Regions from separate parts of the Homo sapiens genome. Here region 1 is linked to region 2. Evidence: read pairs that join two places in POLR2A ChIA-PET (ENCODE). Cell type or tissue: Caco-2. All regions are shown on one strand.

Evidence for each region. Peaks named below come from ENCODE experiments on the same cell type or tissue, not always from the same donor. Only the 100,000 strongest peaks of a DNase experiment are listed, where the experiment ranks them.
Region 1: POLR2A ChIA-PET joins it to region 2 with 10 read pairs; 2 of 35 experiments call an interaction of 5 or more read pairs at or near these places.

Annotation. Positions count from the first base shown.
Region 1 is chr7:2,278,613-2,286,612 of GRCh38, forward strand. The region is part of intron 1 of SNX8 (sorting nexin 8); the gene reads right to left. Among named protein-coding and RNA genes, the nearest start is that of MIR6836, 25 kb to the left of the region's middle. In Caco-2, no CTCF peak of the experiment used is centred here; a DNase peak (open chromatin) is centred at 4,054.
Region 2 is chr7:2,023,496-2,031,495 of GRCh38, forward strand. The region is part of intron 12 of MAD1L1 (mitotic arrest deficient 1 like 1); the gene reads right to left. Among named protein-coding and RNA genes, the nearest start is that of SNORA114, 62 kb to the right of the region's middle. RefSeq lists an enhancer at 7,917-8,000. In Caco-2, no CTCF peak of the experiment used is centred here; a DNase peak (open chromatin) is centred at 4,346.

The DNA.
Region 1 (8,000 bases), 260 kb after region 2:
CGCCGGACTCACTCACACTACGGAGTCGAAGCCGGACTCACACTACGGAGTCGACGCCGGACTCACTCACACTACGGAGTCGACGCCGGACTCACTCACACTACGGAGTCGAAGCCGGACTCACTCACACTACGGAGTCGAAGCCGGACTCACTCACACTACGGAGTCGACGCCGGACTCACTCACACTACGGAGTCGACGCCGGACTCACACTACGGAGTCGACGCCGGACTCACTCACACTACGGAGTCGACGCCGGACTCACTCACACTACGGAGTCGAAGCCGGACTCACTCACACTACGGAGTCGACGCCGGACTCACTCACACTACGGAGTCGACGCCGGACTCACTCACACTACGGAGTCGACGCCGGACTCACACTACGGAGTCGACGCCGGACTCACTCACACTACGGAGTCGAAGCCGGACTCACTCACACTACGGAGTCGACGCCGGACTCACTCACACTACGGAGTCGAAGCCGGACTCACTCACACTACGGAGTCGACGCCGGACTCACTCACACTACGGAGTCGAAGCCGGACTCACTCACACTACGGAGTCGACGCCGGACTCACTCACACTACGGAGTCGACGCCGGACTCACTCACACTACGGAGTCGACGCCGGACTCACTCACACTACGGAGTCGAAGCCGGACTCACTCACACTACGGAGTCGAAGCCGGACTCACTCACACTACGGAGTCGACGCTGGACTCACTCACACTACGGAGTCGACGCTGGACTCACTCACACTACACCCACTCATGCTACGGAGTCAACGCTGGACCCACTCACTCATGCTACAGAGTCGACGCTGCGGGCACGTCCTTTTGTTCAAAAAAATCATGGTGGTCAGGCACCATGGCTCACGCCTGTAATCCTGGGACTTGGGGAGACCGAGGCAAGAGGATCGCTTGAGCTCAGGAGTTCAAGACCACCCTGGGCAAGATGGCAAAACCCCATCGCTACAAAAAATACAAAATTAGCCATGCGTGGTGGCTCACTGGCTAATTTTGCAGTCCCAGCTACTCGGGAGGTGAGAGGATCACCTGAGTCCGGGAAGGCGGAGGCTGCAGTGAGCCATGATTGCACCACTGCATTCTAGCCTAGGCAACAGAGTGAGACCCTGTCTCAAAAAAAAAGAAAAAAAAAAAAAAAAAACTCTTCCCTGGAAGGCTTCCACCTGCTCACGAATCAGCAAGTACACCCACATTTCTGTGACTACATCAAATCAGTCTTAACCTTGGGGAAGGAAAACAAAGTGAAATATGTACAAGTTTTGTGTGAAAAAGAATCTTCCTTTTCTCTAGAGCCAAGAGAACAGGCTCAAACCAAATAAACTAGCCATACGATCTTCTAAATGCCCCAGTGTGTTCACAGTGAACACATTACTTTCATATGCCAAAAAGTCATCTGGACAGACAGGAGGGAGGGGAGAGAAGAAGGGAGGAAAGAAAGAGAAAAAACTCCAGGCCTGCTTATAGCTAGGACTCCCAACCACATGCACGGAAGAATTAAGCCAGAAAACTCCAGCTGCCTTACAGACAAGAAGTCACCGTGCACCCTGCACAAAGCAGCAAAAGCAAATCAGAGATCCTACGCCCAGCTTGCAAAGAAAAAACCAAAACAAGGAATAATGTTTAAAAAGTCAGTTTGGTTTTTAATACAAAGTGAGTTCTAAATAGAAAAAAAAGTGTTTCTCATTTTTTTTGTTTTTTACATGTTAGCGCACACCTGTAATCCCAGCTACTCAGGAGGTTGAGGCAGGAAAATTATCACTTAAACTCAGGAAGCGGAGGTTGTGGTGAGCCCAGATCACGCCACTGCACTCCAGCCTGGGCAACAGAGACTCTGTCTCAAAAAAAAAAAAAAGTTTAAAATAAGTGTTCTCTATTAAGCATGTATTAATTTTTATGATTTTCCTGATTATTAAGATAAGATAATCTTCCAAGAAAGAATGTAAACTCAGTAATGATTACCAAGTGGTCACATGTTGGTGAAGAATTTGAACTTTGATTGCATGAGAATCTGAAAGAGCTCAAAAAACACATTTTAAATCAAAGACACTTCTTTAACTCTCGATTGTCTCAAACATCTCAATAACTTCTATGTACAAGTTCCAATCATTAGAAAGCTATGCTTTCAAATATCAATTTACTAAACTAGAATGCCCTTTTTTTTTTTTTTTTGAGAGACAGAGTCTCGCTCTGTTGCCCAGGCTGGAGTGCAATGGCACAATCTTGGCTCACTGCAACCTCCACCTCCCGGGTTCAAGCAATTCTGCTGCCTCAGCCTCCAGAGTAAGTGGGATGACAGGCGTGCACCAATATGCCCAGCTAATTTTTGTATTTTTAGTAGAAACAGGGTTTTACCATGTTGGCCAGACTGGTCTCAAACTCCTGACCTCAAATGATCCACCCACCTCAGCCTCCCAAAGTGCTGGGATTACAGGCATGAGACACCGCGCCCGGCCAGATGCCCATATTTGCAAAATAAATTTTAATTAAGAAAAAGAAAGAAAAAGACCAGGTACTATGGCTAGCACCTACAATCCCAGCACTTTGGGAGGCTGAGGCAAGAGGATCACTTGAGCCCAGGAGTTAAAGACCAGCCTGGGCAACATAATAAGATGCCATCTCTACAAAAAATAAAATTACGGGCATGTTGGCGCAACCTGTAGTCCCAGCTACTCAGGAGGCTGAGGCAGGAGGATTGCTTGAGCCCAAGAGTTCACGGCTGCGGTATGCCAAGATTGGGCCACTGCACTCCAGCCTGGGTGACAGAGTAAGACCCTGTCTATAAAAACAAAAAGGAAAAAAAAAAAAACATCATTTCAAATGGGTACACTGCCAGGTGACGGACCACACACTGCAGAACGGGCAGAAACACCAGGAGGAGGAGCCCGGCTTTCTGCAGGAATAAACGTTATGCTCACTAATGGAACTTCAATACTCTATCAAACTGACACCCCTTGAAGCAGTGCACACAGCCCATAAGACACAGAGCCTGGACAATACACCCTAAACTAACCCAGTCCCACAGAGAGAAAACAGATGAGATGAGGGAGGCCAGCTTGGCCCCCAGCTGGAAAGGCTGTGGACGCAGGATGGGATCTGGCTCAGAGAGATCCTGGCTGAAATCCAGCCTCCATCATTTCCTAGCTTTGTGGCCTAGCACGCAGCCGCCTCTGAGCTTACTGTTCAAATCCGTGCGGTGGGTGTAAGGATGCCCTCACCCCTGGGCCTGGCCATCGCCATCTATGCCCTGATACTACAGCAACCCCCCACAGGCCCCTCGAACGACAGCCCCTCCCCACTCCAACCCTTCTGGCACCAAACTGCTTCACTGTGGGCTTCAGACCCAACCCGGAACCTGGACTTGGAAGTGTCTTGCCCCTGAAATGCCGCTCACTATCTGTGAGACCCTGGGAGGGAAGCAGCCCCTCAGATCCCAGGCCAAGGGCCTCAGAATTCAGTGAGGTGGGAGAGCTGAAAATAACTAGCAAATAGAAAACATTCAATAAGTGTCCCTGACTTCCTTCCAGATTTACCACGCTCCAATCCGAAAAGATTCTGCAGATCTACCCACTAAAACTCAGAATGCATTCCCCTCTCAGCAAGTTTTCGGTGGCGGTCAGCTCCCAGACTGGCTCACAAATTGGTGCCTTCCACACAATGTGTGGGAGTCACACTTGGATGCTGCACTTGCAAAGATAAACTGTGAGAGGGGGCTGGGCAGCTGTCACAGAAACCAGGCATGCGGTGAGGGGCAAAGTCAGGCCCAAGTCAGCCGCCGGCCCACTGTGACCCCTCTTTGCAACAAAAAAAGGGGAAACAACCCACAAGCAACATTCAAGATCCTTTCAGCCTCACAAGTCTGTGAATCTCCAAGCGAGTTATCCACAAATCAGAAGGTAACGAAACTTCAAACACACACACCCATCTCCCGCCCAGTGTCTTTCACCAGGAACTTCAGACAGTAACAACACAGAGCAGGTGAGCACTACATTCTTTTCACAGCTGACATCTCGGGCCTCCCACCCCAGAGACCGCAGCTTTAGAAACAAAAAAGGATTGGCCGGGCGCAGTGGCTCACGCCTGAATTCCCAGCACTTTGGGAGGCCGAGGCAGGTGGATCACCTAAGGTCAGGAGTTTGAGGCCTGCCTGGCCAACGTGGCGAAATTCCATCTCTACTAAACACACAAAAATTAGCTGGGCATGGCCAGGCATGGTGGCTCACGCCTGTAATCCCAGCACTTTGGCAGGCCGAGGCGGGTGGATCACGAGGTCAGGAGATCGAGACCATCCTGGCTAACATGGTGAAACCCCGTCTCTACTAAAAATACAAAAAATTAGCCGGGCGTGGTGGCGGAAGCCTGTAGTCCCAGCTACTCGGGAGGCTGAGGCAGGAGAATGGTGTGAACCCGGGAGGCGGAGCTTGCAGTGAGCAGAGATCGCGCCACTGCACTCCAGCCTGGGCGACAAAACCAGACTCCGTCTCAAAAAAAAAAAAAGAAACAAACAAACAGGATTTACCGACAAACCCCATGCAAAGACGCTCCCCCTTCATTGAAGCACACCTTCGCAAATGCTGACCTCAGCAGAAGTCACAGGCCCTGCCAGCCTCGGCGCAGGTGGCACGGGACAGACACTGGAGGGTCCCAAGCAGCACAGCTGCAGCTGTTGCCTGGAGGCCAAGCCCGCCCCGGACTGGCCCGCACACTACTTCCTGCTGACCCAGCGTGGGGCTACACTGAGCACTCACACACACCCCCAGCTCCAGGTCCGCGCCGCCCAGGCACTCCCTGGGGTTCCCCGTGCCGATGGAGAGGCCTTCAGGGCCGGTGCTTTCAGAGCCAGGACAGGGCAGGGGCCTTCCCAAGGAGACCACGAGTGTGGTTCCTACTGTCCCGTTTAGTGGCAGGGAGGACCTGAATGCGCATTCCCATGGACTCCAAGTTCCCTGCTCTTCCACGACACACGGCTGCTGTCCCCAGCTGCCAGTTCCCTAGAACGGAGGGGAGATCAGGACCAGCAAGGATGGCACAGCGTCCCAGGGCTAAATTCCCCAAAGTGGGTGCGTATCAGAATCACCTGGTGGGCTCCTTCAAACACAGAGGGCTGGGCCCACTCCCAGCGTCTCTCCAACAGGAGGGCTGGGGTGGGGACTGGGAATCTGCTTTTTTTGGAGGGGGTGCCGGAGTCTTACTCTGTCACCCAAGCTAGAGTGCAGTGGCACAATCTTGGCTCACTGCAACCTCAGTGTCCAGGGTTCCAGCGATTCTCATGCCTCAACCTCCCGAGTAGCTGGGATTACAGGCATGTGCCACCATACCTGGCTAATTTTGCATTTTTAGGAGACATGGGGTTTCACCATGTTGACCAGGCTTGTCCTGAACTCCTGACCTCAAGTGATCTACCCGCCTCTGCTTCCCAAATTGCTGGGATTACAGGCACCCGCCACCACGCCCGGCTAATTTTTGTATTTTTAGTAGAGATGGGGTTTCACCATGTTGTCCAGGCTAGTCTCGAACTCCTGACCTCAGGTGATCCACCCGCCTCAGCCTCCTATAGTGCTGGGATGACAGGCGTGAGCCACCACACCCAGCCTGGAATCTGCATTTCTAACAAGTTCCCAGATGCTGCTTCTGGTCAGGGGCCACAGTTTGAAAGCCCTTGTCATAGGGCAACAGAGAGAAGGAATTCGATCCCTTGTCCTGACCCCGCCCCCGAAGTAGAATGGAAATCAGGTGTTCATAAACACTGCTTTTATTTCCTTTTTTTTTTTTTTTTTTTTTTTGAGACAGAGTCTCACTCTGTTGCCCAGGCTGGAGTGCAATGGTGCAATCTCAGTTCACTGCAATCTCCGCCTCCCGGGTTTAAGCGATTCTCCTGCCTCAGCCTCCTACTGAGTAGCAGGGACTACAGGTGCACACCACCATGCCCAGCTAATTTTTTGTGTTTTTAGTAGAGACAGGTTTTCACCACGTTGGCCAGGCTGGTCTCGATCTCCTGACCTTGTGATCCGCCCACCTCAGCCTCCCAAAGTGCTGGGATTACAGGCGTGAGCCACTGTGCCTGGCCTATTGCTTTTATTTCTTCATCTGGATGGGGAGAATGAAAAACGACAAGTCAGACTACACCTTTTCCACTGAAATCAAATGAAAGACAGTCCGCAGATGTCTTCAATTTTCAATGTGAATATTCCTTCTTCCGCTCATAAACACTTTCTACCCTGGATTAAAACCTTCTCTACTTACACATTCTGAGTCGGCTAATAAATAAATAAGTAAATTAATTAAAACTTCTTGGCTGGGCGGAGTGCCTCACGCCTGTAAATCCCAGCACTTTTGGAGGCTGAGGTGGGCGGATCACAAGGTCAGGAGATCGAGACCATCCTGGCTAACACGATGAAACCTCATCTCTTCTAAAAATACAAAAAATTAGCCGGGTGTGGTGGCGGACACCTGTAGTCCCAGCTACTCGGGAGTCTGAGGCAGGAGAATGGCGTGAACCCGGGAGGCAGAAGTTGCAGTGAGCCGAGATGGCGCCACTGCACTCCAGCCTGGGTGACAGAGCAAGACTCCGTCTCAAAAAAAAAAAAAAAAAAATGCAAAAAATTAGTTAGGCATGGTGGCGGGCGCCTGTAGTCCCAGCTACTTGGGAGGCTGAGGCAGGAGAATTGCTTGAACCCGGGAGGCAGAGGTTGCGGTGAGCCAAGTTCGCGCCACTGCATTCCAGCCTGGGCAACAGAGCGAGACTCAGTCTCAAAACAAAAAAACTTTCTCTAAGCTACTATGTTATTCTGAAATTAACAAACTGTTCTCAGGAAATGGAAGCAGAAGTTTCCTGATCCATATTATAGCCATGGCATTAGACATGAGAGTTTGGCAGCTCTGTGGCCAGGGAACAGCAGGAACGCCCCTCGAACATGGAGAAATAGAGATGCTTCTGTTACAGGTAACACACTTCACCCATGATCCTCTCATGCCCAAGACAGCTCCCCTAACTACTGCGCTAACTGCCATACAGGTCTCATACTTTCTTTTTCTATTTTTTTTATTTGAGACAGGATCTTTCTCTGTTGCCTAGGCTGGAATGCAGTGGCACGATCACAGCTCACTGTTGCCAGGACCTCCTGGGCTCAAGCAATCCTCCCACCTCAGCCTCCCAAGTAGCTGGAACTATAAATGTAGTACACGTGTGCACCACCATGCCCAGCTAATTTTTGTATTTTTTGTAGATATGCGGGGGGGTCTCACTATGTTGCCCAGGCTGGTCTCGAACTCCTGGACTCAAGCAATCCTCCCACCTCAACCTATCAAAGTGCTGGGATTACAGGCGTGAGCCATAGCACCCAGCCTAGGTTGTATACTTTAAACAGTAACTTTTTTTTTTTTTTTCTTTTTTGAGAGGGAGTCTTGCTCTGTCTCCCAAGCTGGAATGCTGTGGCGCTATCTCGGCTCACTGCAACCTCCAAGTCCCAGGTTCAAGCGATTCTCCTGCCTCAGCCTTCAGAGCAGCTGGGATTACAGGCACACACCACCACACCTGACTAATTTTTGTATTTTGGGTAGAGACGGGGTTTCACCATGATGGCCAGGCTGGTCTTGAACTCCTGAACTCAGGTGATCCGCCTGCCTCGGCCTCCCAAAGTGCTGGGATTACAGACGAGAGCCACCTCACCCAGCCTAGGTCGTATACTTTAAACAGAAACTTTTCATAGCCTCAATTTCATTAACCTTTAGGTTTATTTTTAATACCTTATTTAATGTGATGTAACATTAAGATATTTTGAAATAAACTCACTCCATCCCTACAACCTGTACACATCTATATTCATTTTTGCATATTACTTTCCATGTGCATAAAGCTGTAATGTGCCATACGGGCTATTTTATAATTTTTTTTTTTTTTTAATGGAGTCTTGCTCTGTCGCCCAGGCTGGAGTGCAGTGGCACGATCTCGGCTCACTGCAACCTCCACCTCCCGG
Region 2 (8,000 bases):
AACCTATCAAAATTGTAGGATGAAACAAAAGCCATGCTTAGAGGAAAATTTATAGCATTGAATGTAAATGTTAGAAAAAAAGAAGGATCTAAAATCAATCAACTAAGCTTCCCATTAGGAAACTAAAAAAAGAAGAACAATGTAAGCCTAAAGCAAGAAATAATAAAAATTGGCCAGGTACAGTGGCTCACGCCTGTTATCCCAGCACTTTGGGAGGCCAAGGTGGGTGGATCACCTGAGGTTGGGAGTTCAAGACCAGCCTGGCCAACATGGTGAAACCCCATCTCTACTAAAAATACAAAAATTAGCCAGGCGTGGTGGCAGGTACCTGTAATCCCAGCTACTTGGAAGACCGAGGCAGGAGAATCGCTTGAACCTGGGAGGCGGAAGTTGCAGTGAGCCGAGATCACGCCACTGCACTTCAGCCTGGGAGACAGAGCAAGACTCCATCTCAAAAAAATAAATAAATAAAAATAAAATAAAACAAAATAAATAATAAAAATTACAATAAAAAACAGTGAAGCTGAAAACAGGAACTCCATAGAGAAAAACCAACAAAACCAAAAGCTGGTTCCTTAAAATTCATAAATCTGTAGCCAGGTTAACCAACATTAAAAAAAAAAAATAAAAAAAAGGAAGACACAAATTACTAACATCAGAAGTGAAAGAGGAGCCATCACTACTAATCCTATAGGCATCTAAAGGGTAATAAAGAAACATTATGAGCAACTCTACGCCCAGAAATTTGATAACTTAGATGAAATGGACCAATTCCTTGAAAGACACGAACCACCAAAACTCACATGAGGAGGAAGAGATCACATGAATCGGTCTTTCTAGTGGCCTGCCCACCCCCAGCTCCCTTTCTCTTTCCTGACTGAGACACACAGAGGGCCTTCACCACCATGTGAGCCAGGCAGCTGCATACTTCCCCTGTGGGCTTGAGCATTCCATTACTGCCTGAAACAGAAAGATCAGCATGTTGCTGTCACATAGAAATTGGCGGTGAGCCAATTTCCTTCAACTCCCATAGAAACTCCACAATGAGACCCCTCCCTGTAGACATACTCAGGTCTTGCTGTGGTCACAAGGAAGCTGCTGCCCCCTCTGTAGGCAAGTTCCCCTAATAAACGCTTCAAATGATCACTCAGGGTTTAGTGCTTCTCTCTTTGGAATCCCAGCCAGCCCCATCTCAGGCGGGTTTGTGGCTATCCCTTGTGGGCACTTCCTACAGTCACTTTGGCGACGACCCCAGCCCTGGGTTCAGCCAGAAAAAAAACAGGCTGTATCTATGAAAGAAATTAAGTTGATCACTAATAACCTCCCAAAAAGGAAAGCACCAGACCTAGATGGCTTCACTGATGAATTCTACCAACTACTTCAGTGAGAAATGATACCAATTCTCCAAAATCTCTTCCAGAGAATAGAAGCAAACTATTCTGTATGACACTGTAATGAGGGAAACATGATATTATGAACTTATCAAAATCCATAGAAAGACACCACACAAAGAGTAAACTTTAATGTAAACTATGGGCTTTGGTTAAAAATAATGTGTCAGTACTGGTTCATGAACTGTAACAAATATACCACAGTAATGTAAGACTTTAGTAACAGACAAAACTGTGCTGTGGAAAGAATCATATGAGAGCTCTATGCTGTCTTCTTAGTTTTTCTGTAAACCTTAAACTCTCCCGAAAACAAACTTTATTAATTAAAAAATTATAGATCTAGAGGAACATTTCAACAACACTTCTCCTGCCAAAAAGAGAACAATCAAAAGAGCTAGGGAAGAGGAGAGGAAGACAGATTAACTTAAAAGAAGCAACAGTGAGACTGACAGCTTGTTTCCGAGCAGAACCAATGGGAGTCAAAAGACAGTGGAATGATAGGTTCAAAGGGTTGTAGGCTGGTGGATAGGACAGGCATTGATAACCTATGATTTTATACCCAGCAAAACTGTTCTTCAAAAATAAAAGTGAATTAAATATGTTCCGGACCCCAAGAAAATTAGATAATTCCTCAGCATTAAATCTGTATCAAAGGAAACAAGGGGTATTTTGCAGACAGAAGAAAAACGATTGCAGATGGATGCTCAGAGATACAGGTTGCAACACAGGGGAATAAAAAGGGTTAGAAATGTGTACATATAAATGAATATACAAAAACAGTATCTTTTCAAACACGTAAGTGTATGAATAAAGTACTTTATAGCAATAGCCTACGAATGGAGCAAAATGTAAACAGAAGAAAGGATTTTAAGACCCTTGGATTGTCTAGAAGGAAAAGAAGTATTAATTTTATTAGACTTTGTTAAGTATATAATAATAGTCTATCTTATAATCACCAACATAGCCACTAAAATTACATAAAAGCACACATAACAAGATAACGATCATAAAAAAATTTATTCTACGATTAAGATGTTTTCATAAAAAACGAATAAAAACTAAAGGCAACTATTAAGATGGTTAATTTCAATGCAAATGTATCATTAATTACATCAGTTACAATTAGATTAAATATTTCGACTAAGAAATGATTTTTACGCTGAATATAAATACTTATATATTTATAGTATACTACATTTATAATGAAACAATTTAACAATGCTCAAAATGAAAAGTGAAAAAGTAAAAGGTGCCAATGCTATTAAACACTGGAAGCTGACATACCCGTATTAATATCCCAGAAAGGAGATTTAAAAATCAAAACAATCCGCAGAGATAAAGAATGTCTCATAATAACAAAAGGCAAAATTCACCAGGAAGATAATTCACAATTTATATGTGCCTAATAAAACAGCATCCAAAGACATACTGCAATAATTGACAAAATTAAAAGAAGAAATAGACAAAACTCACAATCATAATGGGAAATTTCAACACAACTCTTGCAGGAGCTGAGAAAAAACATCATTAAAGAAATGTGAAGAATAAGATTAACAAATGATATGTAGCTATTTACAAAACACTGCACTCAACAATTGCAGAATACATACTATTTTCAAGTGTGTATGGGCCATTTACAAAACTGACTTCCGATGGGGCCATAGAGCATTTCTTGGTAAGTTTTATGGGACTGGGGTCATTCAGAGGATAGTCTCTGAGCACAGGGAGATAATGCTAGAAATCAATAAGAAGATACCTGAAAATCACCAGATGTTGGGAATTTGAGAAATTTGTTTCTGAATAGCCCATTGGTCAAAATAAAAATCACAATGGAAATTGATAAATGACTTGAGCCCAATGATAAGGAAAATACAACACATCAAAACGTACGGTATGCAACTAAATTGACAACCTTAAATGCATATACTGTAACACAAGAAAGGATAAATATCAATTATCTACATATACAACTCAAAAGTTAGAATAACATCAAATTAGACTCAAAGAAAGTAACAAATTAATGAAATAAAATACATATGGGAAAAAATCAATAAAGCCAAAAGATGGTTCCTCCAAATGACTAATAAAATTGATAAACTCTTGATGAGACAGATTACAAAGAATAAGCAAATAACAATATTGAAAAAGACATAACTAGAGATCACAAAAATATTAAAAACATGACAATAAACAACTTTACACAAATGAATTTTAAAGTTTTGATAAAATGAAGTTTTAAAAGTTAAAAACTAACTTTTACCACAACTGAATAAAGAAAAAAAAAGAAAATCTGATGTTTCAAAGCTATTAAAATAAATCAAGCCCAAATTTAAAATCTTGTAAACAAGAAACCCCTAGGCCCAGATGCTTTCACTGGTACACTCCACCAAGCGGTTAAAGAAGAAATATCACCAACCTTATAAAACGATTACAGAAAACAACAGAAGACAACTTGCTAATATTTTCTAAGGCCAGAAAAGCCATAACATCACAACCTGAAAACGACATTCTGAGAAATGAAAAGTAATGACCTTTCTCCCCAATAAATGCAGATGCAAAATCCCTAATTAACGTACTGGCAAACCAAATAAAGCATTACACACAGAGCATAACCCATAGGCCATGCTCATTTATTCCTGGAATGTAAGTTTGGTTTAACATTTGAAAATCAATTAATTTAATGCGCATTAACAAAATATAGAAGAAAATCAAATGATCATCTCAATATTTGCAGAAAAGGCATTTGATTAAAATTCAACATCTATTCACGATAAAAACTATGAAACAAAACAAAAGCAAAACCCTCTTGGCAAATGAGGAATAGGGAGAACTTTAATCTGAAAAGGATTTCCTTACTAAAGTCGTCAGCACGATCTTTAACAGTGAAATGTTGAAAGCTTTTCTTCTGATGATGCAAAACAAACACCAGCTATCAGCATGTCTGTCCAAAGCAGCACTGGCTATGCTAAGCCACAGATAAGAAGAGGCATGAAAGGTACGAAGATCAAGAAGACAATGAAAGCTATTATTAAATCACTCAATTATGAACATAGAAAAGTCAATATAATCTACAAATAAATTATTAAAATAAGTAGATTTAGCAATGCTGCAGGACCAAAGTTAATAATCAAAGTCCAATTAGATTTCTACATTATTATTCAAAGCACAAACATTATTATTCAAAACAACAAAACCCATGATATGTCCACCCAGAAAACATTATGAAACAATTTCGAGAGAAAATAAGTATGACCTAAGGCCGGGCGCGGTGACTCACGCCTGTAATCCCAGCACTTTGGGAGGCCGAGGCAGGCGGATTACGAGGTCAGGAGATCGAGACCATCCTGGCTAACACGGCGAAACCCCGTCTCCACTAAAAATACAAAAAATTAGCCGGGCGTGGTGGTGGGCGCCTGTAGTCCCAGCTACTCGGGAGGCTGAGGCAAGAGAATGGCGCGAACCCAGGAGGCAGAGCTTGCAGTGAGCCGAGATCATGCCATTGCACTCCAGCCTGGGCGACAGAGCAAGACTCCATCTCAAAAAAAAAAAAAAAAAAAAGTATGACCTAAACACATGTTAGCATATAGTACGTCCATGGATTAGAAGATTCAATATTGTGCAGATGTCATTTAATCAATGCATTCTCAATAAAAACTCTAGCAAGTCCACTGGTGAGACTGACAGGTTGAGCTGTAAAATCTACGTGAAGAGGCGGATGGCCAGGTAGAGCCAGGGCAGCCCTGATGCAGACAAGCAGAGAGGGCCACCCTATCAGGTAACGAGACTCTAACATTCTCAGGAATTGAAACTTGTGGTTTTGCCAAAAAGAGATGAACACACCAACGAAACAATACAGATTCCAGAAACAGCCAATACAGACAGAGCCACCTCACGTGAAGGTGTAACCAGCACTGTGGCACAGGCGGAAGGAGCAGCTTTGCAGTAAGGAGTGCTGAGTCCACTGGATACCCACGTTGACAAGAAAAATGAAAAAAAAAATAAGGCTTCACACAGTGCAACAAGGCTGCGCAGGGCAACAAGGCTGCGCAGTGCCACGGTCAGTGTGAAGAAGCAAAGCCACCAAGAAGACAGGAGTGAAACCCTGGAACAACCTGGAGGGTGGCGAAGCTTTCTTAAACAGGACACACACAAATCACAACCACAAAGGGAGGTAAAGATTGATAAATTAGATTTCATTCAAATTAAGAATTTCTGTTTAGAGTGTGAAAAGCTGCTACAGAATGAGAGGAGACATTTGAAATACAAATACCTAACAAAAGATGATATAATCTCCCATTCTGTAGTGTTAGTCACAGTAGCCAAGAAATAAAGAAATTCAAACGCCCATTCACAGAAAATTTTAAAAATTATGACGTGATATACCCATAAGATAGAAATGAAATAACACAGCAACAGAAACCAAACACGAAAGATTACACGCTGCATGGCTCCATTTCACAACATTTTTAAATGGGCAGAACTGGCGTGTGAGAATCGGGAAGGCAGGGCTTTGGGGGAGGTGGAGGAGCCGGCAGGTGAACTTGGGAGCCCTGGTGACACCGTGTTCCCGACCGTGGAGCTGAGACATGGATGGACTGATTTCATCATAGCCCTCTAAGATGTACTCTCAGGACAAAGCACTTTCTGTATGTCTGTTATGCTCTAATAAAAAGATTAAAAGGCAGTAATTTTTTTTTTTAAACGGAACTCCATAATTTGAAGAGCTTGGCTGTGGTTGTAAGTCCCATTTACAAACAGCTCAGGGCAAACACACTCAGATGGAACCGTGAGCCCAACTCGGACTCCAGAGGCCTGGAGGCCTAACTTTCTGGCAGTGGGAGAGCAAGGGCGGTGGGAGTTGGTGGCAGGCGCAGGGCACTCTGCATGACACACCCAGGGCAGCAGAAGAGGAGGAGCCCAGCAAGTTTCTAGGCAAGAGAGTGATTGATAGAGGGTAATTTGAGGTTGATGTGCGAGTTATGATTACAATGAAATGAGAGAGGGGAAAAGCTTCAGATGGAGCTGAAGAGAAGTAAAAATCCAAGGAACAGAAACAAGATCATCCCTAGCGCCCAGACACGAGTGCCAGGAGAAAGGTCTCTGGAAAGGGCAGATGCTGGCTGTCCCCTCCTACACAGTCCTGTGGACACCGGGCTCACCACATTCAGGGAGCAGATGGAAATCGAGTCTTTGGCCCAAGCTGCTCCCCGTGTAATCCTAGCCTCATTTCTGCAGGGCACCCCTGGCTGGCAGAGAGTGCCCCAGAAACGCGGAACCCAGAGCTGTGTACAGGTGCATGTCCGCTACGCCCCGCCCCGCGCTCCACGGAAGGTCCACACACAGCCTGAGGAGGTTCCCCCAGCCCACAGTGACGCCCGGGGTGGAGGTCACAAAGTTTTCAGAGTCATCCAAACTCATTACCTTGCTAACTGGGTAAAAAGTCCAGTTCAATGGATGGTGACTGAATTAGAGGGCGATTGTAACAGAATGCAATTCTACTATTAATAATTTCCGTATAGCAGCTCGAACAAAGCACTGACAAAGTGTCACCAAATGCATTTCTTGCTTCACTTCTTTCATGAACAGATAAGGCTAATTCACTTGCTTACGCTAATTAGAGCCTGTTACACGCGGGCCCCTGAACAGCCTTGATGTGCAGAGGCCCCTGGGTAAGCCAGGGCGCCAGTGACAGGTGGCCGGACCCCGCAGGAGTGGAACCTGCCCATCTGCGCTTGACGAAAATGCCTCCAAAACAAACCAGACGCCGCCCCGGCAGAGGAAACTGAGAATGAGGAGAAACGGTCTCTTTTCCCGATGAAAGGGTTCTCTGTAATGGGCACCAATGACCAGGTTTTGAAGGGCAATACTGTGGGTCAGCGAGGGTTTCCGGGGCCCCGTGGGAGGCGCCCTGCTGTCAGACGCGTTTCTGTCCTCCTCAGCCCCCAACCTGCGCCTGGTGCTCTCGGCCAACCTTGCTCAGAGCTTGATGATACCATGTCTCTCCCTTGTTCCCATTCCATCCTCTCTGTTCTTCCTCATTTTTGCCTCAAGTTCCACAAGTCTCATTACAAGGTTATCTTATCTGACCAATAAACCCGGTTTACTGTTGACAAAGCTCTATTTCTGCTGGGCGACTGGATTCGGAGGAGCCCCCAGGAGAAAAAACGGTCCCCAGCCTTCAGCAGCATCCTCCCTCCAGCAGCCAGCTGTGCATTCTCCATGAACTGCACCTACGCGAGCTCTCCTGAAGGCAGCAGGAGGCTGAACACCAGGCCGCTCAGAGAGGAAGCACGGGGTCCTCTCCCACTACTCACCCCTCTGCCTGCAGCTGCACCAGGCACACAGAGCACGCTCCCTTCCCTGCCCCACAGCTGTCTTGGGGTTACCCTCAGCCAGCTCCTCCTCTGGCTTCCTGCCGTCACACCCTCCCCACTGGCCTCCACCACCCACGTGTAGCTGTGGGGGAGGGGGAAAAGGGGCTGTTCTGGGCTCCCCACCAGCAAGCCTGGTTTTTACAATTTCAACCTCTGATAAAAAGCTCTACAACACCTATTGTAGGAAGGAGTGGAATCAATTATGATTTCCCGAGGCAATTTTACTTACATTTCA